Regions from separate parts of the Mus musculus genome. Here region 1 is linked to region 2. A link is a loop called in an ENCODE intact Hi-C map of the cell type or tissue named here. Cell type or tissue: left cerebral cortex. All regions are shown on one strand. Links, peaks and the distances in the headings refer to the core of each region. The heading gives the core; the rest is flanking DNA.

Region 1 (15,969 bases), core at 4,906-12,905, 61 kb before region 2:
GTATAGCCCTGGCTGTCCTGGAACTCACTTTGTAGACCAGGCTGGCCTCGAACTCAGAAATCCACCTGCCTAATCCCAAGCGCTGTGATTAAAGGCGTGCGCCACCACGGCCGGTGTCTTTATTATCTTCTAACATCCTTGACTGCACAAGTGTGGGAAGTTTGGGGTCTCCACTTTTGATGGCTTTTAAAGTCAACAGAGTATCCAGAAGGAACGTTAGGCATCCCCTCCCCACCCCCAAGCAAATACATTAGAGCATTACTCATAATGAAAGTGCTCCTGCATGCATCTGTAGCCAGCTCAAAGGGTAATTGGTATCATTCTTGGCCAGACCGCCTGCCTGTACGCTCACTTGGCTTGCCCTTGTGTCTGGATGGCGGTTACCACCAGCACCTATAAGGACCTGGTGAGACTCTGCCTACTTTCAAGAAAAAAAGAACCCTCCTGTGCCCACCGAGTCTGTGGGCTTTGTTTGCTTGCTTTTGTTTTATAGCCTTAAGTGGGATTTTTCTCAAGAAATTAGCTTCTCTTCAAAGTAGAAAGTAAAGGCTTGGTAGTTTAGAAGTTGGCTGTGCCCTATGAGCAGGATTCGGGTGATAAAGCAGCTGCCACCCAGTCCCTAGACATAGAATGTAGAAGGATGCAGCCATTGTCATAGGCCAATGTAATAGGGAGCCGAACCTCAACTGTTGGGTCTTCCTAGCAGGATTAGATTGGGTATAAAAGGTGCTTGTTGGAAGCCAGAATAATGACCATTCATTCAAAGCTCTGCCTTTATTCCTTGAATGTTTGTCTACATACATGTAAACCCACATACATGTACACATGTTGTGAAAATTTGAATGATAAATGTTCCCATACTCTCTGGCATTTGAATACTTGGTCCATAGTAGTTAGTGCCATTTGGAGAAGCTTAGGGGGTGTGGCCTTGCTAGGGAAGTATGTCACTGGGGGGAAGGCCTTGAGAGTTTAAAGACAGGCACCATTTTGAGTTTGCTTTCTCGGCTTCCTGTTTGTGGTTTGAGGTGTGAGCCCTCAGCGCTCAGCTTCTAGCTTCAGCCACCATGTCTGCTACGTTCTGTCCCCACCATTATGGAATCTAATCCTCAGGAAATAGAAACCCCCAAATTTATTCTTCTAAAAGCTGCCTTGCTTGTGGTGCTTTATCACAATAGAACCCCCAAGACCCACGTAAATGTAGTAGTATCTGTGCCAGGCATTCAGAGCTAGAGTATGCTGGCTATAGGAATACTCCGCTTTCTACTTCTGAGTTATATTTTGGGGTCCACCTACGGCCCCAACAACTGTGGATGAGATTTTTAGGAGTCTTGCTCTTGGTAGAGGTATAAGGTTGCCTTACTTGGGAATAGGGCTGTGTGGTAAGGAGGTGTCCATCTGCCCAATCTGCCCTCATTTGATTGGATATTTTTCTATTTCTTTCTAGAGCCATCCATCCATCCAAGTGGGATCTTGCTGTTTAGCTAACCTGCCTATCTGTCTGTCTGTCTGTCTGTCTGACGGTCTATCTATCTATCTATCTATCTATCTAGAAGGGGTCTTGCTAATCAGCTTGGGCTTGCCCTAAACTCAGGCTTCTCCTGCGTGCTGGTGTCTGTGCCCAGCTTTCTCTGACATGTGGCTGGCTGTTGTACCTTCTGTCCTTCCAGTATTACTCCTGAGGAAGGGCTGAGGAAGGCACTGTGTGGGTGTTTGTGCTAGTGTGGGCACGTGTGTATGTATGTTATACATGCACATTTGGTGGAACCTGGCACGGTATTATGGTCTAGACAAGCCCCTCCTTTGTAGCTTTGCTACAAACAAACCAAACCAAGAAGAACATGCTTCCAGAGAATTTTTCCCCCAGGGGTGGGGGTGGGCATCTGTTTATTGTTCTCGTTTTTTTTTTTTTTTTTTTTTTTTTTTTGAAACACAAAAACACTTGCTAACCAGGAACTTGGCTACACTCCGTGGCCATTGGCCAGTCTGTCCCAAGGTGACCTGCTTAGAAAAGCCCTGAGGCTTGAAACCCTAGATTAAATGTCCTTGTCCTTCTGACACAGAGGTGTGGGGGAGCAGCTTATCTCCTTAGAGCCAAACCCAGGGTGCATCATGGAAGAGCAAGACATGGGGACCCAAATTAAAAGACACTTATCAGGTCTCGGGTGTATGGCTCAGTATAGAACACTTGTAGAGCGAGGCTCTGTTTGATCCCCAAGTTAAAAAAGCCACTTGCCAAGGAGTCAGTGGCTCAGGGCCTTCCCTGGGTTCCTCTCTCTCTCTCTCTCTCTCTTTTTTTTTTTTAATATTTATTTATTTATTATATGTAAGTACACTGTAGCTGTCTTCAGACACTCTAGAAGAGGGCATCAGATTTCATTACGGATGGTTGTGAGCCACCATGTGGTTGCTGGGATTTGAACTCAGGACCTTTGGAAGAGCAATAGGCGCTCTTAACCGCTGAGCCATCTCACCAGCCCTGGGTTCCTCTCTCTCTCTCTCTCTCTCTCTCTCTCTCTCTCTCTCTCTCTCTCTCTCTCTCTCTCTCTCTCTCTCTCTCTCTCTCTCTCTCTCTCTCTCTCTCTCTCTCTCTCTCTCTCTCTCTCTCTCTCTCTCTCTTTTTGGTTTTTCGAGACAGGGTTTCTCTGTGTAGCCCTGGCTGTCTTGAAACTCACTTTGTAGACCAAGCTGGCCTCGAACTCAGAAATCCGCCTGCCTCTGCCTCCCGAGTGCTGGAATTAAAAGCGTGTGCCACCACGCCCAGCATCCTGGGTTCCTCTCTTGAAGGGACTTCTAAAAGTAGAGCTTTGGCACTGGTTGGTCGCCTGTGGAAGTAAGTTTGACGGCAGTTAGAGATTTCACAGAGGGTTACCTTGTCCCAACCATGTTGACAGCACACATCAAGTTGAGACCCAAAACAGGGCCCCCTATTTGCTTTTTGGAGAGCCAGTAGTTAACATTTATAGGTATGTGGGCCTTCCCCAGTCTAGCTCTTTTCTTACAGTGAGGAGAACCTTGGATACAGCAGCAATCCTCAGGTTTGTGGGCCTGATGGGTCCTTGGGTTTCACATGTGGGATCCCAAGGCAGATAAGCTCTTCTTACGGAGGCTGGCATCCTTGCTAGGGAAGGGTGCAGCCTTTGCAAGGAACAAGCCTTCTGGGAAGTTCTCTAGGTTGCAGGTAGCTTTAGGGAATCCTTAAAGTTGTTTTTCAGCCATACCAGAGTATGTATCAGGCCTGCAATAACAGCAGGAGTGTCCTACTGCTGTGAATTCCTTCTTTGACCCCTGTTGTTCTTAACTGTAAGAAAGAGAACAGGACTGGGAAATGGCTCACTTGATAGAGGTCCCACACAGAACCTGTGGGAAAAGCTGTGGAGGTAACCCCAACCCTTCCTAGCTGGGGGTGGCGTGGGGAATGGGAGTGGAGACGAGAGGACCCCTGAAGCTCATTGGCTGGCCAGCCTAGCTGAATCAATGAGAGTCTGTCCCAAAAATAAAAGTAGAGGGCTGGAGAGATGGCTCAGCGGTTAAGAGCACGGACTGCTCTTCCAGAGTCCTGAGTTCAACGTGCCTCATAACCATCTGTAACGAGACCTGATGCCCTCTTCTGGTGTGTCCGAAGAGAGCCATGATGTACTCATATACATAAAATAAATTAATTTTTTAAAATGTGGAAAGTATCAGCCAGAGTCAACAACCTTGTGTCTCCCCAGATGCCCATGTGCACTTGCACCCCATGTATGCGCATGCACGCGCGTGTGCGCGAGCACACACACACTAAACACACACATAGGACTGGGGAAGAGAGTGAACAAAGGGAGCTTGCTTGGCTTGGGAAGTAGGCAAGAGGGTTGTGAAGAAGTGCTAGGAAAGAGGACGGAGACTTGTACCCACAGACCACGCTCCTGGGTGTTGTTCGAGGGGCACTGAGGTGTGTGCTCAGAAGATTGGCACCAAGGGTGAACCTGGGCTTCTTTCCAACCACAAGCCCCAGACATGTTGTTTGAACAAGGATGGTGAGCCTAAGTTAATTACATAGTGGCCAGTCACATGAGGATGTGTTGACTGTAGTCTAGTCCTTAGCAGCTCTCCATTGTCTACCTCCCCCCACCCCCCACCCTCCCACCCCGCCCCCCAGACAGGGTTTCTCTATGTAGCCCTGGCTATCCTGGAACTCACTCTGTAGACCAGGCTGGCCTCGAACTCAAATCTGCCTCCCAAGTGCTCCACCACTGCACGGCTTAAATTTTTTTTTTTTCCTTCTCCATTGTCTTGACCCATGCCTCTCCGATCTCCTTGTTCTTGCTTCCACCCCACCTTAGTGGTGATGGTACCTACATGTTTCTCCCATGCTCCTCCCCTACCAGGTTTGCTGAGTGACCTGCAACATGTAGGTGGTCTTTAGGACCCTCGGACTGCCTTAGGTTCTCAGGAAGATTTTCTCTAATCTGCTGTTTCTGACTATCAGCCCCTGGCAGCACCTGGGACACACAGGGACTTTGAACTATCATCTTTTCCAGAGTGTCCTCCACCCCCAACCCCCTTTGCTACTTGGCCTGATACAACACACAGTGTCTTCTGTGTGAGCCCTGGGCTTTGTAGAATGTCCATATGTCAAGGCTGTGTGCCTGCCAGGCTTTGTGGAGGGATGTGGCTCTCTGAAAGAGAACAGTCAGGGTGTTACCTGCACTGGCACGGTTCTGCCATGTTAGCAATCAGAAAGCTGGTTTTCCCGAACTGCCAGGCCTGCAAGACTAGGTTCTGATGTGGCCTGTCCTGTGGATAGGCATTTTGCTTTGTCTAATTGTATCACTCTTAAGCCCACACTCTAGCTTTTGAAAAACTTCAGCCTTTATTTTCCTGTCCCCATTCTTCTACTCTGTCATAATAAGTAGTATCCCCTTACTAGAGATGGCATCCCAGGTTTTATATATGCTAGGCAAGTACTTTTTCCACTGAGCCCCAGCTATTTTCCTCTGTCAGTAATCTCGTTAAGTTTCCTGGGCTGTGCTGGAACTTAGGGTTCTCCTGCCCCAGCCTCTCGAAGAGCTAGAATTATAGCTCTTCACTCCCACATCTGGCTCATGGCCTGAATTATGATCCAGTGTTATGAACTCATTTGTTAAATTACCCGTGGAGCTCGGCTTGGAAGAAAGAGTTTATGTGGGTGTGTATGGATGCGTGCACACATACGAGCCATTCAGCCAGCACATAGGACAGTTGCTCCCTTGGATGGAAGTTAGCCATAAGCTGTCCTGTAGGTATACAGGCTGTAGCAGGAGTGTTTGTTGCTGTAGTGCCATGAGCCTTTCAGAAAGCCTGATGCCCTGCAAGAGCTGAGGAGGAGGGAGTAGTATGCTGGGCGTGACTGTGCCAACAGGGCTGTCCTCGGGATGTAGAGAGGGACCCGTAGTTAAGCACAAGGGACTCTGCCCTCCATCCCTTCAGGTCTCCTCACAGATGTGGAGCCTGGGTGGGTACTGAGTGTGGGCATGGGCTGTCCAGCTGAGGGTGCAGTCTGGGCACATCCACCCTTAATTTCCTCTTTGTACTTTGGACCCAAGCTGGTTCTAACTTGCCTTCAGTGGTTTCCAACCCCCAAGGAACCCCGGGGCACAGGGGACTGAAGGAAGGAGAATGTGGGCGCCTCTCCTTTGTGCTGTAGGTAGCTATGCAGGGGAGACGACTGCGTAGCCATGAAGGAAGCTGTGGCTTCCTCCTTCCGCTCTCTGGGGACACCCTGGCACCTATCCTCTGTGGTGTTGGGGAGGAGGTGGCTTGGTTGGCTGTTCCTGGTCCCAGCCAGGGTCCTCCTACACAGCAGAACTGGAGGTAAATACTGAGTTGCCTTGACAACCAAGCTGAGTCTGGGATCCAAGGGCTCCTTGGCTGGAGAAGCTTTCATTGTCTCAAGTTTCTAAGATGGGTTTCTATTTTGATTTTTTTTTTTTTTTTAATTAGCTAGTATGACTAAGATTGCAAAATGCCTGACCTGGTTCCCATAATTTCTTAATAAACATTTATATTCCTTTTATAGGAGGAACATTTCTGTGATTCATTGACTTTCTTTTAGGTTGGTGAGGCAGGGTGGGGGCAGCAGAGAGGGCACCCCACTGCCGACAGCTGGCACAGCGTAGGCTTCGGAGTACTGGCTGAGGGCCAGAGGCTAGGAGCGCTTACGTAAACACCACACCAGGATTTATTGGCTTTGAGGCTGATTAAGTTCCATGGAAAATTTTGGGGAGCTGTTTCTCTTCTCAGATGCCCATAAGTGGAGCTTCCAGAGCCCGGGGGCCACCTACCTTCCTGCCCAGAGCCAGTCTTCCTGGAGGAGTCTAGGGTGTGAACTGGTTTTACACCTCAGCCATGCCAGTGAGGATTATGTTTGCTGTTAAACTCTAACTGTTCTTGCAGGCAGTCTGGCAGCCTGGGTCAGCTGCACCTGGCCAGGCTCTCCTGCCCACATGCTTGGCTGTTGATGGGAGTGTCCCTGTGGGAATGGCCAGCCCATGAGTAGATTCAGCAGCAGGTTCCCATGGCCTCCTGTTTTGCCAGGGTCTCTTCTCCGACAGGTCACCTTATATATCCTTGCCCCAACAAAGAGCCTGGTGAGTAAGCTGGGAAGCGCATTCATTCACTTTTCTGGCCAGAAATGTTGGTCTAGGTCACCTGGTGGATGGTTTATCCATTGAGGCTCCCCTTACGGTTGTGTAGTGTCAGTCTCGTGGTTTATGTATGTCAAGGGGGCTGGATTGTTTTATGGGCTGTTTATTCCATTTTCAGTGTGGACCTGCCAGGAAAGCAACTCTCTGCAGTAGCCGTTAAGAGTTGTCACATGTGGCAGGCCCCCAACCCAGCACCAGAGGAATGTCCAGATTGGCTGCCCTGATTTCAGATTCAGGGCTGCCTTTGCTTCCCCTGTCTAAACATGCCAGCTCCTCCTGCTTTCACTAGGGAGCAGCAGCTGGCCTTCAGCAAGAGGCCTGGCCTAGCCCCTGAGTAGAGAGCTGCCTGGTGTCCCCATCACTGAGAGTACCTTCCCACCCCACTCTGTGTAACTTAGACATGGTCCTGCTAATATGACCAAGGGTTATCTTTTTAAGGATGTTTGCAGAATTGAGGTTTTTGGGTTTTTTTGTTTTCCAGAATTTATTTTATTGTGTTAAAAACCAACTAGAGTTTTTACCATTGCAACGAGGGGTGGTGAAGACCCTAAAGCATGGACACGAGACTTTTGTTGTGTTGTCTATAAGGCCCAGTGGTGTTGCTGTCTCTGTCCCTGGCCAGCTGTGTGAGGTTTGACTTCATAGATGGCGTGCTTTAGTGCCCTTCTTTAAAAACCTCTTGGTGTTTCATTTTTTTAAAAGTTGCTCTTACATTTACTTTTGTGTGTGTGTGCATGCACACGTGCACATCCCACAGCATACATGTACGTGGAGGTCAGAGGACATCCCGGGGGAGTGAGTTCTCTCTACCATGTGGATTCCAGAGATCAAACTCAGCTTACCAGGCTTGGTGACAGGTGTCCTTACCCATTGTGCTATTTTGCTTTGAGGAATGCATTCTGTTTGATAATACCTTATTGTGTAAACAAAGATACTATAGCTCATTAGTAAGGAGCCTTGGCCTTGAAGTACAAGCGGGCTGAACACCACCCTGAGTTTTCATCCTTAGTTCCAGTCTGTCTGGTCATGATGACCTCTGAAGAGCAGAAGAGAAAATGACTCAAATGTCCAAGAGGGTTTGTGCTTAGGCACCCTGTGGCACCTACCCACCCCTGCCTGCGTGCATGGATGTTGCCTGATAAAGCAGAATTTCATGTACTGAAGGGGTTTTTTTTTTTTTTTTCTTTTTTTTTTTGGCTTTTGGTGTTTTTGTTTGTTTTTCAAATCAGGGTTTCTGAATGTAACCAGCCATGGCTGTCCAGGACTCCCTTTGTAGACCTGGCTGGCCTTGAACACATAGAAATCTGCCTCTGTCTCCCAAGTGCTGGGAGATACCACACCCTGAATTGTCCTGGAAGTTTTTAATGTAACTCTTTTGCTTGTAAGTTCACCATGTGAGTGCAGTACATTCCAAGGCCAAAAGAGGGCTTCAGATCCCCTAGAGCTGGAGTTATAGACAGTGGTGAGCCACGATTTCAGTGTTGGGAACTGAACCTCCCTCATCTGTAAGAGCAGCATGTGCTCTGAACTACTGAGCCTTCTCTTTAATAGCCCTGCAGTTTTGCTCATGGATGCCCAGATGGTTCTGCTGCTTGTCATGCCCATAGATCCCCATAACCTTCTCTGAAGGACCTAACTACAGCAGAAAGAACTGCAAGCTTCCATGAGCATCCTTGGATTGCTATGGAGACCTCCTAGCTAGTATTAAACTGGGTTCAGATTAGGGAGTGTCAGCCCCATCTCATTTGTTGCTAGGTAACCAAGACCTCCCAAGTTCAGTTAATTGTATTCAGTTGGACTAATTTATCAGGAGCAGATAATCTGAAACCTCAAGGTGAACGGCTTGGATAAGGCTTAGTGGGCTGAAGGCCAGTAGCCCACACCAGGTCTGTAGTTTCAGACAGTTTCATAGGAGGTGGCAGCAATGCCAGCCTTGCAAAGTGTCCCCACCCAAAGAGAAACAGTCCCGAGTCCAGATGTGCTCTGGGCTATACTTTCCAGAAGTCTTGAGCAAGGGTGTTAGCCTGTTCTACAGGGAAACTAGCACCATCCAGGTGTCATGGCCGATTTTGTACCTTCATAGTCTGAAGGCTCAGACATGCTGTTTGTAGACACATACCCAGTATTTCTGTGGACTCCTGGGACAGGCCTGCTGTCAGTGCATGGACATGAGTGGCATAGGGAGCCTATTAGGACACAGAAGACCGGCTGCTCTATCTGTGACCTCCCTGGGCTGCTCTGGCTTCAGCAGGCATTCTTTTCAGAAGTGATTACTTTTGCCAGCTTTAGCCTCCTACCACCCCCATGCTCCCCTCCCCCACGCTCCGTCACCCCATGCTTAATTTTCTTTGGGGGGGGGGGAGCAACTCTATTTGCAAATGCAACAATTGTTTCCTAAAGGGAAGCCTGGAAGCATTTTTGAGGTTGGCTTCTCAGCTGTGAACCACCCTTTCTACCTCTTTCCTGTCTTCTCGGCATCTTCCCGTTAGTGTATTTGGCATGAAAATGCTTCCTGTGTGGTCTGAGGTGAGCATGTTGACTGATTATAAATAAGAACATGGCTTGCCTTTCCCCTTGTATCTGATTGCTCCCGAGGTATGATACCTAAGAATGTTGCCCCTGTGGAGAACCTATTTGTTGGGGAACATGAGGTAGCTTGACCTTCTGCCTGCGCAAGGCCCTGCTTAGACAGAGCATGCTGCTGCCATGCATTTCTGAGTTCTGTTCCTGTGGTCTTTAGAACAGTCTCTTTCCCTCCCTCCCTCCCTGACTGCTCGCGCTCTCTCTCTCTCTCTCTCTCTCTCTCTCTCTCTCTCTCTCTCTTCCCCCCCCCCTTTTTTGGGGAGTGGGTGGGTAGGGCATCTGATCCCCTTTAGGGGCTGTCCTATACCCTATACAGGATGTACTGCTTAGGCGTCTACTCAGAACCATCCTGGAAGATCCAGTGGCGAGGCGGTTTAATTGACCACATTTGGATGTCCTGAAGACCATGGAGTAAGTAGAAAGCAAAGCTTGGGGGCTGTTAGAACAGATGTATAAGAGATGTACTCTGTGTTCCAGGAAGCCTCCCATCTCTGCCCATGTACTGTGTGTACCTAGGCCATGTGCTGTTCTAGGACTTGCCTCCATCTTTGTGCCTAGCAATAAGAAGGAAAATGGGAAGACATGAAGACCAGTAGGGATTTCTGTGGAGACCCTTGGAGTCTGGTGCTAATTTGTCCCAGTAAAGACCAGATACCTACCCATGAGCCTCCACCCTGGTCTATAGAAGCTCAACCTACATCTCATTGGTAGGAGACAGTTTACAACTACAGGAAAAAAATGGCTAAGTGTTGGGCTCAGGCTCTGCTATCATACCATGTAAGACAGAATGGCTGTGCACCTTCTGGCAGAGGTACCCCTAGAAGGCCTTCCTAGAGAGGCCCAAGTGTGTAGGTAGCTTACATGTACCCTTGACTCCAGTACATAGTATTATCCAACCTAGCCTTCTTAGTAGGCTTGGGAGGTGCTGAGGCTAGTCCCCTGAACAGTCTTAGCTTGGGAATGGTCTCGTGCCCAGCCCACTCAGCCCGTGGGTTGTGTGTGGCTGGTTCCCATTTCCTTTATGTGAGGTAGCTTGCATTGCCCTCAGAGACCTGTGAGCCACATGTTGCTTTGGTCAGTGGTCAATAAATAAAGTACTATGTATAAAGAGCCTGGCTTTCAAGGATGCCTTTAGTCTGATGAATCTTCCTCAGCCTTAAGACACACACCCAACAGTACTTTCCAGCCCATGGGCACTTGGTACCTGTGAGGTAGTGGCCTTGTTTTTGCCCTATTGCTTACGGGCAGGAATTCACTTAGGAGCTGAGCCTCAGTTCCCTCTGCCTGGCTTGCTTATTTATTATTTATTTATTTATTTATTTATTTAACTATTTGGGTTTTTTAATTTATGTATTTTGATAATTGTCTTTTCCCTCCTCAACTCTTCCCTGAGCCTCCCTACTTTCCCGTCTACCAACTTGTTCCCTCTCCCTCTCCCTCTCTGTCTCTCCCTCCCTCCTCTGTCAAGAAAGAATCCAAACAATGAACTCACAGAGACTGTTAGCATGCATAAGACCTGCTGCTGGAATTCAAACCAGACAAAATCCCAGCATGGATACAAATGGATACAAAATACTCCTAATGAAGAAGCTATTGCAATTGATACTTGCTGGCAAAGGAAATTACTAGAAGGTTAGAAGGTTATCACTGGATGTATCAACCACACTCCAGGGAGGCCTCATGCTCAGGAGCAGTTGACACAAAATGGAGACCATGGATATTTTGGGGGTACTTTTTTGTTGTTGTTCTGCTTGGTTCTCTTCTCCTTATACATTACCATGGTCAAGTGGCCATGGTATTGTAAGGTATTGTAGGGTCCTCCCTGGTCTTGATGTGTAGGGGAAGGCAGCTAGCTAGGTGGAGTGAAGGTAGAGAAGCCTAGGTAACCCACCCAAGAAGAGGCTGAGGTGTCCCGGCCGAGAGCCTCTCAGTGTCCCTCTTCTTCTGCCCATGATGCTTCAGGGAAGTTCAGGATGGTTGCTGGGCTGGGTGTGAACTGTGGAGGTATGAGGCCAGTGCTTTCTAACTCCCTTCTGTTCCTTCTTAGTTTGTCCTTCATCCTGGGAGAAGCCCTGTGCTTGGGGAGAGAGGTGATGGGTAGGGTCAAGGGAGTAAAGTAGAGAGAGGGGTGGGGGCAGTTCTGACCAGTGACACTTGCTGAGCGTGACTGTAAGTAAGTGCCTTTGTGGGGTATGATTAGGAAGTGCTGGGTAAGTGACATGAGGTTCTTCTCCTTGTCCCTGAATGTTGTGAGGGCTCTGGCTTGTCTGGTTCTTCTGTCCTGAGGATTGGGATACCTGAGGGCACTTCTGGGAAGCTCATGTTCTTTCTCCGGCCCCCTTGGCCAGCCTCCTAGGGACCTCCCTCTTCCCTGAGGGAGGTGCCTGGCTAAAGTGTTGTTGGGGTGGGGCAGGTCTAGGCCCAAGTGGCTTTGGTGTGCTTGAGGGCAAGCTGTGAGCTGTGGGGGAGGGAAGTGTGTCACCAGATCATATCCTGAGACTGAAAATCCTTCAGCGAATGTGTGTTGTGGACATGGTTGAGAAAACCTGGGTGTGAGCTGCTCTGGGGCCTCCTGACCCCACACTGTGGCCCCTTTCTTACCACACTGGCTTCTGGTGTGCCCAAATGGGTAGACCTCATCTGTTGAGCATGTGCTCTGTTGGGCCTGAGAGCCATCACCACTGACCGATGTGATGCAGGACCACTCCGCTGGGTAGCCTTCTGCTTCATGTGCACCTGCACACCCTGCGTGAGTGCTGAACACACTGTCGGTCATATCAGATCCTTGCTCTATGGTCCAAAGAAGACACGTGACAACCCACAGGAGAGGATTCCAGTTGCAGTCCTGCCCACCGCTGGGTACAGTGAGCAGCTGCTGGTTGGATATGTATGCTCCTCCCTTCTTGTTCTAAAGGAGGAGAGTGGGAGTTCAGCCAGAGCACCCACTATGGGCTGGCCAGACCCCACGATGGTTCTGTATAAACACCAAGGTTTATCCAAGGAAAGATGCATCCTGGGGTTCAGGGTTGGCGGGGTGGGGGGTGGGGTGGGGTGGGGCTGCAATAGGAATAGGCTGTGCTATTAGGCAGGCAAGAGTGGGAGCTTGGTCCCTGTCCCCTGGACCTGTGACAGCACACAACGGGTAGGAGGATGTAAGGGCTTGAGGAGTGAGCTCTGTTGGGATGTGGCCACTCTCGAGGAATCAGAAAGTGTCCTCACAGAGCTCTGTCAGCAGAACTAGCCCTATGAGGAAAAGGCTTCTGTATGCACCCTGGGAACTACCTGGGCACACCAAGGCTACCTACTTCTTTTGTGAGACCCACTGGACTAGTGCACTATGGGAATTGCTGCCATCAGCATCTGTGGCTGTGGAAATGAGGGAGTTAGAAACGTTTCAGCCCCCAGAGATAGACATCCTGGGGGTACAAGGCCAGGGCAGCCATTTATAACAGGGCGTACCTCAGGAGACTGGCCACGCACAGTGCCTTGACTCTGGTGGTATGTGATCCTGGTCTGTGGATTAAGTGATAACTTCTGAGAGAGGAGAGATCTGCACCAGAGTCCCATCAGCATGAAAGGCTGAGATGGGACAGGTAGATGACAGCATGACTTGGGAGGCCAAGGGAAGAAGTGGCCACAGGCATTTGTGATCACCACCCAAGGGTATCTTGAAGGACTCAAATCTCTCTGCTCCCTCCAGGCATCTGGAACCCTGTGCAGCATGGGTGTTGTGGGGTGTTGCCACCTCTGTGTTTTCATACAGTTTAGTAGAGTATGAGTGTGTATGCTTTTCCTGGTTACCAGCCCCCAAGGATAGCATTGGTCCTCAGCACAAGAAGGAAAGGCATGGTTCTCAGTCATGCCCCGCACACTTAGAGCCTGGCCTCTGTTCCACTCTGTGGCTCTCCCTCACCCGGGAGGCTGCTTCTTGTTTTCTCTGGGCATATTAGTGTCTGGAAGCTGGGGACAAGACCCACACTGGAGCTCTCTTGCTGGTGACTCAGGAAAGGGTAATCCCTGGCTCTATTCAAGTCAAGCATGGGGCTGGGGCGGACACTTGCCTTTCTTGCCAGAATGACCTGCATGGGATAAAGTCCAAACGAAAGTTCACTGCAGAAGCACATGGAGCAGCAGGTGCCTGTACCACCCCATTTACCCCGAGGCACATTGTACATCGACTTGACAGCAGAACACAGAGGGCGTGCTGCCAGCTCAACTTGTGTGTTCCAGACAAGAGCAGCAACAGGAATAGCAAGCAAGCACACACACACACACACACACACACACACACACACACACACACACACGTTTTTACAGAAAGTGATAGGTTACTGCAGACCATTTTACTGATACAGAAATGTTCAAAGAAGAAATTCAGCAGCCCCAGAAGATGCACCCAAGGGAGGAGAGCGAGCTGCTTGGCCTTGTTCTCACTGAAGACTTAGGAATAAACGGCCCAGGGACAGGTAGCCTTTGTTATCAGCCATATCTTGGCTGGCAGTCACTGCACAGGTGTGAGTGCCTGCTCTGGCCACAGAGAACTGCATGCGTTAGAGGAGTCATGTGTCATGCTTGCTCAGCCTGTGTCTTGGTCACTGTTCTGTTGCTATGAAGAGACTCCATGACCTCGGCAACTCTTAGAAAAGGAAACATTTAATTGGGGGCTTACTTACAGTTTCAGAGGTTAGTCCATTATCACTATGGTGAGGACGGTGAAGGCAGATAGGCAGACATAGTCCTGAAGAAGTAGTTGAGAGTTCTGCATCCTGATTCCGTAAGCAGAGAGGGACTCTCTGGGCCTGACGTGGGCTTTTGAAACCTCAGATCCCACCCCCAGTTCTTGCCCGAAGGGCACACCTCTTCATCCTTTTCAAATCCTGCCACCCACTGATGACTAAGCATTCAAACACATGAGCTGTGGGGACCATACTTACTCAAATCTCCACGGTCTGCATCTCTGGCCTCCATCTCTTTATTCAGGACCCTCAGTTGACTGAGTTAGTTTTAGCATGGACCATTTCTAGACTTCATCTTTTGGGCTGCTTGTCATATGCCGTGCGTGGACCAGAAGTCTTGAGAACAGAAGGACCTTCTAGAGGCCGGAAGGCCAAGTTCATGTCAGCTTCAAGTTCAGTGTCAGAGGGTGCACTCTTCTATCCCAATTATGAAAACTAATTCACGTCAGAGGTTTCAGCCCCCTTGTGCCATCGTGTTCCATGAGAAGATTTCAACATGGATTTTGGGAGGAGACACAGTGTGTGCAGTGTTTGTCGAATCAGGTGGCATAGATGATGGGGGTAGGGTTAGATTCTGTGTCTTCTTGGGTCTGCCTGTTGCTCCTCTTCATAGGACTTTTCCTGCACTCTGCCTCTCTTCAGGACCACAGCTCTGTTACTTCATCTTGGGGAATACTAGACCCCTTGGGAAATGCTTCTGCCACCCATTTAGGGAGAGGAAGTGGAAACTGGATTTGTAATATGTTACAATATTACATCATTGTCTGGCCTGTGATGCTCTTCCCAGAACTCCAGATGGACCCACAGCCACCTTCCCCCGTGTGGAATCCTGTATCTTGTATGGTAGCAGTGGGACACAGGGAGACGCCAGAGCATCTCATGCTGTGCTCATGCTGGTCCCCTGCCAGGTCTTGGCCTTTGCTCTATATTACCTTACCCCTTATAGTCCTAGAGTTTCTGCTGCTTAAGTGTGAGGGTTGTGCTTCGTCTGGACCCCACAGCACTAGAGAGGAAACATGCTGATGGCTGGAGAAAGAGGGACCCAGGGAGCTGCTATACAAGTGGGTGTTGGCAGGCCTATGTATGCTGTTACGCGTGTGGCCTAAGTCCTTGGAACTGCTCGAAGGCTGTTTCTGCTGGGCAGACATAGTCCATTGGGAGGTGGGGTCACAGCTACCCTACCAATGTGAACTTGAGTCTAACTACTAAGTTCATCAAAAGCAGATTAATTCAATACTCCCTGGACTTCTACATGAAGGTAGATGGTAGGATGTGATCAGCCTTGTATTCCTGACTGAATCGCAAGTACTCATAGCATTCTTAAAGCTGCTGGATGGTGATAGCAGCCTTCACTGAGCTGTGACCTAGATGGTGCGCTCTTCATCCTGCGATGTCCTGGGAACAGGGGCTCTGACCTTCAGTCATCCTAGGTCTTAGAGACACTACTACATGCAGCCTCTGCTCTTTTTTGGTTTTTCCAGACAGGGTTTCTCTGTGTAGTCCTGGCACTCACTCTATAGACCAGGCTAGCCTTGAGCTCAGAAATCCACTTGCCTCTGCCTCCCAAGTGCTGGGGTTAAAGGCGTGCACCACCACTGCCCGGCTGAGTTCTTAGTTCTTAGTCCTTGCAGGCTAGAAAAAGCAGACCAGTGAGAGAACAGGCTCCAAGGTGCCCATTCAACACATAGGTCTATAGTCCATGCCATGGTAGAAGGAGAATAGCTGTCTGTTGCTGGACATCGACATCTGTGAGTGGGTCTCAGTGTGGATCTCCGAGGAGGCGAGGGTAGCTGTCGGTGAGGATGCTCCTCCCTCACATAGTTACCATTTAGGAATTATGTGTTTCCCTGAAAGAGTTTTTATCATGGTTCATGGTAAAGGGCATAAACCTGGAGTCCATTCACCAGTTTGGAGAAAGCTGTTTGGTGTATAATGTGGTCTAGGGTTCCTGCACTTATACTTGCTAGGACTTGCAACCTACACAG
Region 2 (15,969 bases), core at 2,817-10,816:
TCCAAGAGTTTCTCAGATATTCCCAAGGGAATATTTGGGAAGAAACCTGTCTCCTCCCAGGACCCCCTCCCCCAAAACTAAGTTGAAGTCCTCAGGCACTGTGGGGATCATGAAGCCCCTACTTGTGTGCTCACGAGGGAGAATGGCGGTGGTATGTGTGGCCGGAAGTGGGGCTAGAGGACAATTGAGAGAGTGGGTTTACCACAGAGTAACAGAGGACACAGTGGCTTTCAGAAGATTAAGAAGAAAGGAAATGGGAGATTGTAGAGGGAGTTTAATCCAGCATTATGGCTACAGACACTCTTAGCACACACCTTTAATCCCAAACAATGAAGTTAAAGTTAGTTTGTAGAAGGAAGCACCCATGTTTGAAAGTGATGCCAAATTGAAAGGAAGACAAAGTGACAAGTCAGAGGAAGATTTGACCGAATAGGATCTGCCCCACTCTCACGAGAACAGAAACGAGAGGCTACTGAAGAGAGCAGTGCAGAGGGAGGAGAGAGGGCAGTTTTTACCAGGACAACTATTCAGAAACAGGTTGCAGAGAAAGAACAAGCTAGACCCAGGAGAAGACAGAACAAGCCAGAGAACCAGAAGGAGCCAGAAGGTTGGAACAGACTGCCCAAGGTAGTATGAGGCCAAAGGGAGAATTCAGGAGAAGCTGAAAGAAGCCAGTTTGAATCAGTTGGTATGGGGAATTTTGAGACAGAACAGCTTAGATGGCCAGCCAGCCAGACTTCAGAAAGAACTAGAAAGGGTGAACTTATTCAACAGCAAGTCTCAGAGGCTGAAAAAAAAAATCTAGGCCTAGATAAAATTGTACAGAAGCTAGAAGCTTCCAGGACTAGGCCTGGGTTAGCAGACAGAGGCAGCAAGCCTTGGAAATGACAATTAGAGGATAGTGAAAGTGACTTTTATAAAAAGAGGTGGAGAAAAGAACCTGGTGGAGCAAGGGTCCTGGTTTCGTTGGATCCATAAGGAAGTCCTTCCTGGGTTTCTACACCGAAGTATAAGAAATAAACAGTCTGGGGGAATGAAAGGATGAGAACTTGGATCCACCTCTGCAGAGAGTGGACTCTTTCTGGTCTGAGAGGTGTCGTCGCCTCAAGATCCTGCCTAGGGTATGGGAGAACTTCTCCATTATGAAATACTGTGTGTCATCAAAGGGGTAACAACAGCTGTGGATATAGCTCATTGGTAGAGCTTTGTCAAGCATGAAGGCCCTGGTTCAAGCCTCAGATAACAATAAAAAACACAACAGTGAAGATTTGGCACATCTGAGGATATATTAAGTTAAAGGAAAGGGAAGAGAATGGAAGGTCAAGATTAAGATCAAGCCAGGCAACATTCTCCAATGCGCATGCGTGCGTGCATGCGTGCGTGCGTGTGCGTGTGCGTGTGCGTGTGCGTGTGCGTGTGCGTGTGTGTGTGTGTTGGGAGGCACTCAAGGCTCCACCCCTAGCTGGAGAGCTATGGGCAGCTGATGGCCGCTGGGAAGGAAAGTTCTTCTGGTGATGTAGCACTATTCCAGCCGACTCCTTACATGCACATAGGGGCTTGTCAGGTGGGCTTGGGCTATAGAATAAAGATAACTGAGCAAGCCGCTGGAAAGCAAACTGGGAGGCAGTGTTCCTTTCCTTCAAGGTCTCTGCTTAAGTTCCTGCCTTGGCTTCCCTTGATAATGGACTGTGACAAGGAACTGTAAGCCAAATAAACCCTTTTCTCCCCAAGACGCTTCTGGTCAGAAGGTTCTGTCACAGCAATAGAGAGTAAACTAAAAGAGCATGGTAATAATTCAACCATCTTATGTATGTATCTCTGTGCATTTCAGCATTTTCACAGACACAACCATCACTATAGAACACACGCAGAAGAAAACCATGCATGCTTCAGTTAGCACCCTGTGTACCTCCCTGGATTTGCCTCTCTGAGTATTACAGTGGAATCCTAGAATGTGTCCTTGAGTGTCTGGCTGCTGCTGAGTAACACATTGCCAGGGTCATCCAGTGGTAGCACATTAGAACCTCATCCTTCTTTATGGCCCAATGATCATGTTTGCGTGGTCATACAGTTAAAAAGAATACACAGAGTAACTGGTGGGTGTTGGGTTGTTTTCTGCTGGGGCTGTTAGGAGTGGAATTGTGAGAAAGTTCCTGGCGCACGTTTGTGTGGGCACAGTTCACTCCCTATGTACATACCTGGGCATGGACTTACTGGGTCATGTGGTAACTCTGTGTGAAGAGTTCCCAGACAGTTTCTACCTGATCCGTTCCCACCCCATGAACAGTGTCTGTGGGGTCCTGCCCTCCTCATGCTACCCAGCACCTTCTGTGGCCCACTCTTTTGAAGTGTCACCCTAGTGGATAGAAAATGATCCTTACTGTGGCTTTGATCTATTTTTTTCCCCCTGAATGTGGAGGCCTGCACTTTATCTACAGTTTTAATATCAAGTTGTACTTAGTAATATATATAAAAAAATAGCCTAATAAGATTAATTGAAAACTGGGTGAGAGTCCTGCACGTTATGTTTCTGGATGGCAGTAGATCCAGCATCCTAATCTCAGGGTCATTGTTGAGGGACCCCCTCACCTTCCTTTTGACACTTAAGAGCCATTGCTGCATGTCTGCCTAGTTGCTGGGGTGCCTGAACACCACCAGCAAGCCACTCAGGGGAGACAAGTCTGAGGATCTGTGGCTCAGAACAAACCGTTCCAGTGGGCTTTGGTCTGGCCAGAATAGCCAAGATGGTACAGCTCTCCAAAGGGAATCTCATGAGGGCAGATGGCCACAGATTTTCCCCGCTACTGTCACAGCATCTCTGCTAATGGCAGCAGTAGCAGGTGAGCTGCGGTGGGCACAGCTGCAGGCAGAGGGCGAAAACCCAGCCTCCTGTGTGGATCTGAGGTCCAGCAATGAATGCTTCAGGAGAGAAAACTCCTCCCCAGAATGTTACAGCTCAATAAAACATCTACTCTCAGTCAATCCTCGGTGAAACAACTCCTGCCCTTTATTTCACGTGGATAGGGACCTTATAAATATTTTGGGGGTAGGATGGGATCCAAGGGTAAATTCTTCCCATTGGTTCAGCCTGAGATGTTAGGGGTGCTCTATTGCATGGGGAAGGACTTCAGGTGTTGTCCCTATGTCACTGATTGTCATGGCCCTCTCAATGGGGGTGTCCTAGTTATGTGTTTTAGCACAGGTAGAGCTTAGCAGGGAGCTGGTTCCATGCCTACTGTTCTCAAGTGTGAGATTCCCTCTGGTTTTGAACCTGCTTCAACCTTACCAGCTCTCCTGTCTTGCGGCATGGTCTACTGGCCCTGGGCATCTGTCTTGGGAACCAACCATCATGTCTCTCCATCCTGTGCCCAGCCTTGGAGGACAGCCTCTGCTCTCCTATCCCACAGCTCCTGTTCTGCATGCATGAATGTCCTTCCCCACACTCTCACCTGCCTGGGTATGCAGAATACTCCACTGATCCCCAAGCCTCACAATAGACTGGAGTGGAAGAGATACCATTCAGGCCTCCAGCCTAACATGCAGAAGTGTGGGAGTGGATGCAGGGTGATTTTCAAAGCACTGGATCCTGTAGTTTCACTAGAATGTGTCTCCAAGAGGACTGGTGAGCAGGACTTGAACCCAGAGCTATGTATTAGGGACCCACAGAGACTCTGGAGCATCTTGCCATCCTGTCCCTGCTGCTGTTCATCTGCCCTGAGTATTCTCAGATACCCAGATACTCGTGACGATGCTGCCTGTTAGGAACAAATGACCAGAACTCAGACTAGCACTGTAAAGCAGCTGCAGACAGTGTCCCTAGGAGGGAAAGAGCCATCCAGAGGACGTTAACCACCTGCTGTCTCAGCTGACAGGAGGGTTGGGAGATGGTCCAGGGACTTTTAAGTAGAGTTGCAAACTTCTGTAGTGGACTGCCAGGGTGACTTGTAACCCCTCTCCTGCCATATAGGATAGGAAGAACAACAGAACAATTGAGATGGCTCAGCCTCTGGCTAGAGGCTGGATGGGTTGCTAGAGTTTTAGGCACTATGTCAGCTGAGAATGTTGTCAAAGTCATAGAATGGTTCTCCAGCAATGAGCAAAAAGCCTCCATTTAACTGTGCTAAACGTAACATGTGTGTCTTGCTTAAGACAGTCTGGCTCATAGCCGGGCATGGTAGAACACGCCTTTAATCCCAGCACTCAGGAGGCAGAGGCAGGCAGATTTCTGAGTTCGAGGCCAGCCTGGTCTACAGAGTGAGTTCCAGGACAGCCAAGGCTTCATAGAGAAACCCTGTCTTGAAAAACCAAAAAAAGGTTTGCACAGCACAAATGCTACGTACCATGCGCTCCTTGGACATTGCTCTTGGACCAGCATCAGTGTGACACAGGTGAGCAAGGCTTTATAAAGCAAAAACATTTGGTAGGTTGAGTTTAAAAGATTAAGGAAGAACTTAGCCTTTATGGTTATAATTTTAATGACTGATATATTCACAAAATCTTTGATGCTAAATACAATCAGGTCAGAATCGTGCGCACATATCCCTCTGAAGATACCAAAGTGGAATAAACATGTTGGAGTGAGGTGTCAGGGATTTGGGCTGGGACTCAGGCTCCTGGGCTAGGGAGACCCCAGGCTGACTTGGTCACAGCAGCCTGTCTGTTTTTGTTTTGGGCCTTTTGAAACAGAGGCTCAGGTGGCCCTGGCTGGCCTCTACCCTCCAAGTGCCAGGATTACAGGTATGTACCACCACAGCTGCTCTAGCTGGGCCTTAAGTCTGATGGTAGGACAGATGAAGGGATCATTTATAAATGTCACCCATAGCCTATTCCCACAGCTCAGAATGACACCCATCCCTCACGTCCTGAGCACACAGGTACAAGACCCTCTGAGGACAGGTTTGTCTGTCTCCTTTCTTACTCCCACCCAGCCTCCTGGCTTGTGGTAGAGACTGCACTAGGAAGCAGCTTCCTCCCTCAGAACACTCCCCCACCTTGCTGACTGCTCTTCACCTTTCCCCTGCTCAGCAGAGGCCTTTGACCTCATAGGTGAGCCTGGGGCTTCTTCCCTTCCTTTCCTATCAGTCAACAGCTTTCTGTGGCTGTTGGTTTGTTTAACTGGTTGGGCTAGTTACGATTCTTGTCATCGCTGGGACTGTAACCGGACTTTTGGCTACTTTGTGAGTTCTTTTTTTCTTCTATCCTTCTCCACCTCTCTTCTTCCACCCTTTCAACCCCCTAACACTAGGTAGGAGAGAAACAAGGGTAGAGGGGAAAGTGGGTCGCAATATCGTTTGACTACTTCCTGCAGATTAGGGAGTCAAGTTTCTTGGAGCAAGTTTGAACTTTGCAGACAGGAAATCTAATTTCTTCTCATCCCTTTGCGCAGGACTACAGCAAACAACAGCAATCAACTACCAACTGGCCAACCTTCTTTCGAAGCCCCAGAATTCCAGACATCATAGAAACTATCTGTAGCTAGCAAAACCATGCCTCTGCTAAAAGCATTAGTCAAATCATAGTCACCTGCTGTGAAACAGCCCCATATCCCCACACCTGAATTAAAACAAAAACATATACCCATAATATTTGTGTTTTTTAAAAAAGATTTATTTATTTATTTATTTATTTAACGCATATGAGTATACTGTAGTTGTCTTCAGACACACCAGAAGAGGGCATCAGATCCCATGACAGATGGTTGTGAGCCACCATGTGTTGCTGGGAATTGAACTCAGGACCTCTGGAAGAGCAGTCATCAGTGCACTAACTCTGAGCCATCTCTCCAGCCCTTGTTTTTGTTTTGTTTTTTAAGAAGTCAAAATTCTCACTACATTGGACCAAACCCTCAACATAAGCAACTTAAAGAAGCATGTGTTTGCTGGGCGTGGTGGCACACGCCTTTAATCCCAGCACTCGGGAGGCAGAGACGGGCGGATTTCTGAGTTCGAGGCCAGCCTGTCTACATAGTGAGTTCCAGGACAGCCAGGGCTATACAGAGAAACCCTGTCTCAAAACAAAACAAAACAAAACAAAACACAACAAAAAGAAACATGTGTTTTTGTTCACAGTTTTGAGCCGGTTGGTCATGGGGAAATGGAGCAGGAGGTGGCTGGTCACAGTGCATCTGCAATCACAATGCAGAGAGTGATGCTTGTGCCCAGCTCCCGTTCTCCTTTTTATGCAGTCCAAGCCCCCAGACCACCACATTCAAAGTGGCTCTTCAAGCTTTAACCAAGCCCTGGAAAGTACCTCCAGACGCTAACCTAACAAAGCCAGTCCCCCACAGGCTTGCCTCCAAGCTGGTTCTAGACCCTGTTAAGCTGCTAATATTCATTAACCATCACACTATTTTTTGCTTTTGAGACAGGATCTCCTGTAGCACAGCCTAGCTTGTAACTCTATGTAGTTAAGGATGATCTTCGATTCCTCATCGTTCTACCTCTGAATCCTGAGTGCTGGGACTTAAGGCCTGTGCCCTAAATGCCTAGTTGGCTGCCATGCATTTATCTTCTCGCGGCGAGAGTTTCCTCTTACATCTGTGTACCCTACTGCCTCCCATGTGGAAGTTTTCTGCTACCTTTGTAGGTGATCAGGACACACTCATGGAACACACGGGTCGTGTGGGAATCACTGGCCTCTAGTGAGAATACCTAGGCTCACTAACTTACCTGGATAACACAGCTTATCAGAAGGAAAGCTGGGGCCCATGACTCATGAAACCTCAGCCTAGACCCGTGGCCATGGCTGGGAGGGTAGGTAAAGAAGGTGCATTGTCAGCGAGTGTGGGATCAGTCCTTGCCATGGTCCAAAGGGCTGTCTCCAGGACAGATCAGGTGGAAAAATTCCTGCCAGGGTTGTTTGGAGGTGGGCTCTCTGGAAGGTAACGAGGGCGAGATGAAGTCATGAGGGTGTGGCCCCCATTAGTGGCCTTACAAAGAGAGGAAGAGAGAACCAAGCTAGTCGCTCTTCTCTCATGAGGATGCCCTACCATGCGATGGTGCAGCAAGCTAGCCTTCACCAAATGCTAACGCCATGCTCCGGTACTTTCTAGCCTTGAGAACTGAAAGGTGGATGTAATGGCTATTCCTGGTTGTCAAATTATATGATATCTGGAATGAACTATAATCCAGAATTGGAGGGCTCACCTGTGATCCAGATCTTGAGGCTACAAGATACAAGCTTCTGATCTGGATCTTGGCATGGACATCCTGAGTGAGGCACAGTGGCCATGAAAAGCTTAGGCCCAGGATACTGAGGCAAGGAGATCTCTGAGTTCAAGGTGAGCCTGGGACAAAGCAAGTGCCAGATCCAGGCGTGGTAGTACACACCTTTACTCTGGGCCACACCTTCTACAGGAGACCTACATAAGGACTTTGGAAGACTCACTCTTCTTTGCTTGCGTTTACTTGACAGCACATCTGGTGGAATATACTTCTACAGAAGACCAGCTGAAACAACTAGCTTCATGGGCTTGAGCAACTTCCCAACTGATTATTGTTGGGTTAGTTGGACTATAGACTATAAATTATCACAATAAATTCCCTTAATATAGAGAAACATTCCATAAGTCCTGTGACTCTAGAGAACCCTGACTAATACAGTGGATAACCCTCAATTTTTTTAAAATATTTATTTATTTTATTTATGAGTACACTGTCGCTGTCTTCAGACACACCAGAAGAGGGCATCAGATCCCATTACAGATGGTTGTAAGCCATTATGTGGTTCCTGGGAATTGAACTCCGGACCTTTGGAAAAGCAAGCAGCCAGTGCTTTTAATGGATGAGCCATCTTTCCAGCACCCCCCCCCCCCCAATTATTTATCATCTATCCAGTTTCAGTTATTTTGTTATAGTGGCAAAAATAGAGTAAGTAGCCCTCAGGGTGACTCAGGGACAGTAAGTATTATTCCAAGGGAGGAGGCACAAAGATACAGGAGCCCAATAGAGGGCTCAGGGGAAGGGAAGGGGAAGCAGAGGGAAAGGACCAAGGTCTGTGGGTTTCAGAAGCAAAGGGGAGATCTATCAGGGGACACTGGACACAGAGAGGGTCAGGGACTTCAGGAAAGCGGGCACCTCGATGGCTTGGTTCACACTGAAGCATGCTGGTGGGAGCGGGCCTGGGGGTCCTGCCCACATAGGTATTAAAGGTGAAACTGGAAAGAAGGTCATGGCTCCCAGGCAGTGGCTTGTGAAGGCAGATCTGGGTCTGCACTATAGAAGCTGCCTGGCATTCTGGGTCTGGTGGGCCAGGGTGGCAGTCTCCTGGTCTGCTTCATCTCAGAGCTTCTGCCACCTTTGAACGTTAAGGAATGGAGGCAGGGAGACTAATCTGAGACACAGCCTGATTGTGAGCCCGCTTTAGAAGGGGTCTGAGCCTGTATTCCTGCATACCTAAGACCCTATACTCTGGAGGGGAACATTTAGACAGGACATTCAAGGTTAGCTGGTGTGTACAGGCAAAAGAGTTACTGGGAACCATTGTAGCAGTTCTTGGTGGGAGAAGCCCTTGGGTTGCAGGGCTCAGGAGGAAAAGAAGACAGGCCTCGGGGATGGAGATGGAATTCAGGAGCCAGGGGGTCCCATACATGGCTGCATCAGCATCCTTTGGGCAGCTTGCTGAACACACATTCTGATTTTACAAACCCAGGAAGGAGCTACAGTGTTTCCTGGGTGCTGGGTGCTGCTTCTGACACTTAATGTTATAAACTAACTCTATGCCTTTTCCCTTTCTTTCAGGAAGAAAGAAAGGAGCGTGGGCAAGGCCAGTTGAGCCTGTTGGGTGTAGTTTGGGGTGGGGTGACCTTGACATGCCTCCTCCTAAAAAAAAAAAAAAAAACCAACAACAAAACAAAAAACAACCTCAGAACTGTTTTTGTTTGTTTGTTTGTTTGTTTTTGTTTGTCTGTTTTGTTTTAAGTACCCAGAGTGCCTATGGGCCTCTGACAAGGCTCTTTGTCCTGGACACCCCTTTGGCCTTGTTACAGTCTAATGGGCCTTCCTGGAAGTGGAGCTGGGTCCTTAGTCCTGTCCAGATGTCCCTGTCCTGGAGAGTGCCGGGCCAGGAGAGGGCAGGGTGAGGTGATTGCTAGGAAAGGAAGTACACCGGGTCACAGTCAGCCTCTTCAAGCCGATTTAGGAATGTCAGGAGGGGAGGGGAGGCAGGTACAGTGGAGGGGTTTCTGTTAGAGACTTTGGACCTCACGTGGAGGGCAGAGTGACCCAGGGGTTCCTCCCGGTCCCCACACGTGCGGTAGACGGCCCCTGTGGTCTTGCTGTATGGTTGTGGCAGGTAGTGTACCGAGCCCGAAAGCAGTTAGGGACAGGTGTTCAAGCCTACAGAGGCGTGCTGTGCCCTTCTTAGCCCGAGAGCGTAGGAGATGGGTACCGGATCTCAGAAGCAGAGGAACCCAACCCTTCTCCCTACAACAACCAAAGGGACTCAGCGGCTTTAAAACGGGCGGGGCCCCGTGACGTCATCTCTTGAGGGAGGAGCGAGCTGTTTCCCGGAGCCACTTCCCACCAGCTCTTCGGTGGTGGGTGGTTCCTGGGCCTGCTGCTAGTTTAGGGCAAAGTCTTGATTTTCTAGCTCCAAGAGCTACTAACAAATCACTTAACATCGTCAGGCACTCTTCTCTCATTTATGAAATAAATGCATTTGTTTATAACTCTAGAGGAGCTAACGTATGTGCAGTACAAGGCTGACCTTTGTGCACCTTTGACACCGTTTTAATTTTTAAAATTAAAATATTCTCCGTGTATGGGTGTTTTGCCCGCAAGCGTGTCTGTTGCCAACTAAGGGTACTTGATCTTTCCGAACCGGAGTGACAGACGGTTTTGAGCCATCTTTTCTGGGATACGACTAATGTTCTCTGGAAGCAATCAGTGCCCTTAATTGGCATCTCTCCAGTCCTATCACCATTTTTTTATGGACCGTATCTAGTGGCCAGCATCTCCTGGCAATCCTGAATGCCGACGGATGAGGGTTGCAGATGGAGTAGAAGGACGCAGAGCACATGAGCAGGTGTGGAGTCTGTCGACTTCTAAAGTGACGAGGTCTCATCCCCTCCATTTCTCCCATCTTTCTGGGGTGGACCTCAGCCTGAGGAGCTAGGGCAAACTAGCCTTCTGAGGAAAGCATCACCTTGGTGCTGTTCTCTTGGCTGACCTCAAGTTTTCCTCCATCTGCGTAGTACCAGTGGGCCCGGGAGCCCATAATTAGACTAATGAGGTGTCTGTTGCACACACGTCTGTGCCTAGGCTCCACTCTGATGGCTACCCAGTAATTTGCCTGATCTCTCGGATAAGTCCTTTGCCTGGACAGGTTCCCACCACAAAGTGCCCCATCTCAGGGTGGAGCCTGTAATTGCTGCTGCTTTGCACGCTCTCTATTTTCCCACCTGCCTATGGCCCTGAGAGTCCTCAGGGGCCCGCCATCACATCAGGGGAACCCACTAAGCCAAGGGACGGGGCTGTGCAGGAGATGTAATAGACCATATGAACTGTCTGCTGTTTGAAGGCATGGTGGAAGAGGCAGCCAAACCTAGCCAGCTGTTGACCTTTTGGTACTGTGAAAGGAGTGGTGGGTATCTGGGAGATGCTCTGTCTGTGGGTCTGTCCCTCAGTGTTCATCCATGCTCATTTACAGTACCTTGTTCCAGGGCTTTGGGGCCTTTGTCGCTTCTAGATCTCTCTAAACACCTTGGTTTTTGAGCCGCAGCACCACAACCACAGCCTGCGAAGAGTGTGTGTTGGTGTTAGAACAGGACCATTGGCCCTGGAGAGTCTAAGTAGGAGGCTAAGGCTGCCTGTGGCTTACAAATAAGAGGCGGTGGGCAGGCAGGTACCATTTCCAGTTTTCCTATCCAGGCAGCCCCAGGCATTCCTGGGCTGGAAGAGCTGGCAGCCCTGGCAGCTGGGTGCCATCCATATGGTTCCCTTTGATCTACTCCAAGGACTGGTGATGTCACCAGGTGGCTTTTCATTGAAGATGGCACCAACAGCTCATCCTTGCCTGGGTAGTCAACCCTGGCTATGGAGGTCCTCACCCTGTTTTTCTTTAGAGAGTGCCACTAGTCACCTCAGGCGATCAGGAACAGATGCAACTATAAGAAGCCCCAGCTAGGCTGTGTGTGTGTGTGTCCACCCCCTTCGGAACTGAACTCACCTGAAAACAAGGGCTCCTCTGCTCCAAAGGATTTAGTGGGCGTGGAGTCTGCCTTTCAACATTGCCAAACCACCGCATAATCCCCTCAGATTCCCACAGCCATCAGGCCCACGCAGGGGCCCGGTGATACCTTGACACCCACTGCTCCAGGCCCAGGCCTGTTTCTTTCATTCCTAGAGGAGGTCCGGGGGCGCTGGAACCTGTGCTGCCTTCCAGCGCTGGGTGTGCCCTGAGTCAGAGCTGGCTCACACTGGGTGGGTAGAAGCACCAGAATGCTGTCCTTGGAGGGGCACAGGAGCACTAGCCACTGGGAGGCAGGTTCTGTAACTCAGGGGCTTTGTGTCCACAGGGACCACGAGGAGGGGCTGAGAGCCTGTCACACTGGGCTTCACATCTCCCTGCCTTATGCTCTCACAGGCCCTTCGACTCTATGCAGTCAAGCCTCTGTAGTCTCCTTTGAACTGAGACTATGTCCTTCATTCAGGGGATCTACAGTGAGCTGCCTAAGGTGGGGGTGAATCAGATCTCCAGGATAGCATCCTTGATGCTGGGGGAATCACAGAAGCAGACATCAAGAGGTTCAGGACCAAGAGGGAACCCAGAACCCTTAATTTTAGAGCCTGCCAGACATGGGTCCTACTCTCTCCTTCCAACCCCTCCTCCTCCTCTCTGCTTGAGCCTTCATGAGGCTCAGCCTTTGGGCTTTGCTACTTCCAAGGACTTCAGGAATCCAGGGAGTGCAGGCATCCAGGCTGGGGGTGGGGGATGGGAAAAAGGCCCACCTTCACTTTCAGGCCTGCATTTTACCTGGGGATGGCTGAGAAGTGCATGCACATGTGTGTTCACGTGTGTATGTAAGACAGGAGACATTGCCTTCTACCTTGTTTGAAGCAGGATCTCTGTTGTTCGCTCTCCATACAGCATACCAGGCTAGTCTGCCCAGGGACTGCTTGAGAGTCTGCCTGTCATCTCTCTGGGGGGCGGGGCTTGAGGATTGCAGATGCGGTCTGGGGTCCTCTTGTATGAATGGGAACATTCTACCCACAGAGACATCTCCCAGCATTCCCCTCTGTTTTAGACAAGATGGCCTGACACGATCTTCCTATCTCATCTAGTTCTGCAGTAAGGAATCATACAAATGTGTACCGTCGTGACTAGCTTTGATTTTAGCCCATTGTGGATTTGGGGTCTTCTGATTCGGGATGCTCACCGTGAACTTTCTAGTCCGATAGAACCATGGTGAATGGTGCTAAAGATGCATCGCATCTTCTTCTGCTATAGCAGAGGGGGGGGATGAATGGCCGACCCAGACTCCCTGCCTAGCACCTACAGGGCAGTGTGACATGGCCATCATTTAAGTGACACCATTAGGTGACTTGTCCAAAGGAGATACTGTGCCAGCTCCCAAGGGCAATTAAACCCCACCTCTTCTGACCTGCAGAGTTTTGCTCTTTTCACTATTGTCCACTGGGTCTGTCTGCTGCCCCCTGCTGGGTGGCACAGTCATGTTGGTGAGGAGCACAAACCTTCTAGCCAGTTGATGCATCCAGATCAAAAAATCTTTCCACACAACAAAAAAATTTAAAAATTGGGCCTGCTTGCCTTGAAGCAGGGATCCCGTGGCGGCTCTGCAGGAACTACCTGCAAGAAGGCGGAGCCAGGCACAGAGGCTCAGAGATGGAGGGCTCACCATGCTAATGGATGCCCTTGCTCTGGGTAGCCCTAGCCTTCCACATGGTAAGGTTGAGCCTCCTCACACCTAGGAGCTGCAGTCAATGGGAATGTCCCAGCAGCTCCAGGCAGAAGCAGTTTCACCCACAGGCAGCTGGTGTCAGGATTGCCTACCCGAGGATGGCAGCTGCCTAATTCCAGAGGCAGGGCCCTGGTCCACCTCTCAGCAGAATGTTCAGACCCATGTGGGGACGGGGATTTCTAGAAGACTCCAAGGGTTCTTCGGGCTCTGGGAAATGTGGTCTGCCTAGAGGTAGGTGTGTTCCTCTTTTTATTTTATTTTATTTTATTTTATTTTATTTTTTCACTTTATATCCCACTCACTGCCACCTCTCCTGGTTCCTCCCTCCTACAGTCTTTTCCTCTATCCCTCCCCTTCTCTGATAGGAGTCCCCCCACCCCAAAGTCTCTGCAGTGCTAGGTTCATCCTCTCCCACTGAGCATCATCCTCTCCCACTGAGGCCAGACAAGGCAGCCTGTGTAGAAGAACATATTCCACAGACAGGCAACGGTTTTTGGCATATCCCCCCCACCCCCCGCTCCTGTTGTTCGTGTCCCTCATGAAGACCAAGCAAGCTGCACATCTGGTACATATGTACAGGGAGGTCTAGGTCCAGCTCCTCTATGCTCTTTGGTTGGTGGTTCAATCTATGAGAGCTCCAAGGGTCCAGAGCTGTTGGACTCTGTTGCACTCTTCCTGAAGAGTTCCTGTCCCCTTCGGGACACTCAATCCTTCCCCCTACTCTCCCATAATAGTTCTCAAGCTCCAGCCACTGTTTAGCTGTGTGTGGAGCATCTGTCTGAGTCAGCTGCTGAGTGGAACCTCTCAGAGAACAGCCATGCTAGATTCCTGTCTTTGAGCATAACAGAGTATCATTAGTAGTGTCAGGGATTGGTGCTTGCCCATGGAATGGGTCTGGAGTTGAGCCAGTAACTTGTACAACCACTTTGGACATCAATTTGGTGTTTTCTCAGAAAATTAGGAATACCTCAAGACCCAGCTATACCACTCCTGGGCATATACCCAGAAGATGCTCCAACATCTCACAAAGAAACTTGCTCTATAGCAGCTTTACTTAAAATAGCCAGCAACTAGAAACAACCTAGATGCCCCTCAATGGAAGAATGGTAGAGAAAATGTGGTACATCTACATAATGCAATACTATTCAGCTATTAAAAAACAAAGACATCATGCATTTCACAGGCAAATGATGGAACATCTTCCTTTGGAGAGATAGCTCAGGGGTTAAGAACACCTGGTCTTCTGCTTATTGCTTTTGGGGGTACTAAGCACACGTGTGGTCCATAGGCATACCTATGTATATATACATGTATGTATGCGTGCATGTCTGAATGTGCATATACATGCAGGCAAACAACTCATACACATAAAACAAAAATTGAAAAGAAACAAATAAGTTTTTGAAATTTTTTTTTATTTATTAACTTTTTGAAGGGTGGGACGTGTGCATGCCACAGAACACAGATAAAGGTCAGAGGACGACTTTTGGGAGTCTGTTTTCTTCTACCCCGTGGATCTCAAAGATTGAAATGAGGTGGTCAGGTTTGGTGGCAAGCGCCTTTACCCACTGAGCCATCTAAGCATCCTTTCCTGGTTGGTTTGTTCGGCAGTGTCTCATGTAACCCACGACGGTCTTATACTCTTTGTGTAGTAGAGCTTGGGAAGATGACGTTGAACTTCCATCCTCCTGTCTCTACCTCCTGAGTGTCAGCATTACAAGCTTGAGCAACCCCCCCAGCTTCTCTTTTCAACACTGAACCAACTCATGTCAAATCCTTCACTCAGCACTGTGTAACATGGAACCACGCGTTGGGAGCCAAGGCTGTAACAAAACTGCGGTCCACTGCTGGCTGAAGTGTAGATGTGATTGTTGCAGCTACAGAGGCTCATCTTGGACCGTGAGGCATTGTTGGGAGTGGAAGCCACAGTAAAGACCCAGACTTTATGAGTAGAGCCTACATTTTCAGTAGTGCGCAGACAGCTTTTGCTTTTGTGTTCTTACATGTGTGGTTTGTATAATCTACGATTGAGTTAGGGTTTCTTGGGCTGGAGGTGGCTTTGCCATTCAAGGTTAGACTCATAACTAAAAATATAAGCACTCAGGTTTCTTTATCCTATAGACAAAGACAATATTAACTGGCCGCTCTTAGTGAATCTACAGATAATATTTCTCATGCAAAAGTTAGTCAGTGGTTGTGGGTGGTTGAGACGCCACGGCTGAGGTAAGTCAGTTAACTTGTGGGATGTTTTGCCTTCGTTAGGGGACTCCTCCCAAACACTGACCTGTCACCAAGGGCATGACACTTGTCAGGATGAATGTTTGGGAGAGAGGGAACTACCTCAGCTCTGATGCTCAGAGGGAAGGGTGAACACCCTTCTTCTTCGCATCTCACAGAACTAAACAAAAGCAAAGTTGCAGGAGGGACAGAGGAGAAGCAGGTGGGCAGAGGTGGGCATCTATGGCCCCAACTTTCATGGACTTTCAGAAAGAAGACAGAAGACTCTAGCTGTACAACCCTGAGCAGTGGTAACTCAGGAAAGCATCAGGAGGGACTGGAAGCCCTGGGCAATGGTGAGAACCTTGGTGAACCAGACACTTCATTTAGGGGTATGGATATGAAAGAGAACAGTGGTGTTAGGCTCTGCTTGTCTCTAACCCCAGCTCTACTAGGCATGTGGCAAAGAAGCTGACAGTTCAGGGGTTGTACCAGAACAGAGCCAATGAACACAGGTTGGACATCTGCAGGGAAGCCTCACCCTGAAGGTGGTGGTGTAGGAGGCTGTGGTAGGTGATTACTTCAGGGTGGAGCCCTCATCAAGGGGATTAGTGCCTTTCTGAAAGACAGGCCAGGGAGCATCCACTGCATCCCAGCATGTGAGGACGCAGCAGGCAGAGGCCATCTGTGCCAGGAGGAGTACTTGCTGCAGACACCAAGTCTATTGCTCCCTTTGCTATTGGGCTTTCTAGCTTCCAGAATAGCCAGGGATAATGCTCTTGTTGGCATGGTGTTCAGAGTGTGGAATCTGTTCTCATGGCCCCAAATGAGGA

What was found. A loop is a pair of places that touch in the nucleus more often than their neighbours do. Peaks named below come from ENCODE experiments on the same cell type or tissue, not always from the same donor. Only the 100,000 strongest peaks of a DNase experiment are listed, where the experiment ranks them.
Region 1: a loop joins it to region 2, with 4 times the contacts of the local background. A loop is called at or near these places in 20 of 42 quality-filtered maps.

The regions. Positions count from the first base shown.
Region 1 is chr7:63,915,309-63,931,277 of GRCm38, reverse strand. The region is part of intron 1 of Klf13 (Kruppel-like factor 13); the gene reads left to right. E030018B13Rik (RIKEN cDNA E030018B13 gene) reads right to left here and starts at 14,421. Exons shown (of 3, transcript NM_001256311.1): 1 at 14,183-14,421; 2 at 11,850-12,038; 3 at 10,739-11,325. The coding sequence starts at 14,216. The coding sequence ends at 11,207. In left cerebral cortex, for the core only: CTCF peaks have their summits at 6,110, 6,927 and 8,077 (motif pointing right); DNase peaks (open chromatin) are centred at 5,192, 5,803, 6,183 and 6,888; H3K4me3 peaks cover 541 bases; H3K27ac peaks cover 4,415 bases.
Region 2 is chr7:63,852,174-63,868,142 of GRCm38, reverse strand. It overlaps Gm39023 (a long non-coding RNA gene), which reads left to right and starts at 15,506. Exons shown (of 3, transcript XR_882151.2): 1 at 15,506-15,969. In left cerebral cortex, for the core only: a CTCF peak has its summit at 7,654 (motif pointing right); a DNase peak (open chromatin) is centred at 9,479; H3K4me3 peaks cover 768 bases; H3K27ac peaks cover 486 bases.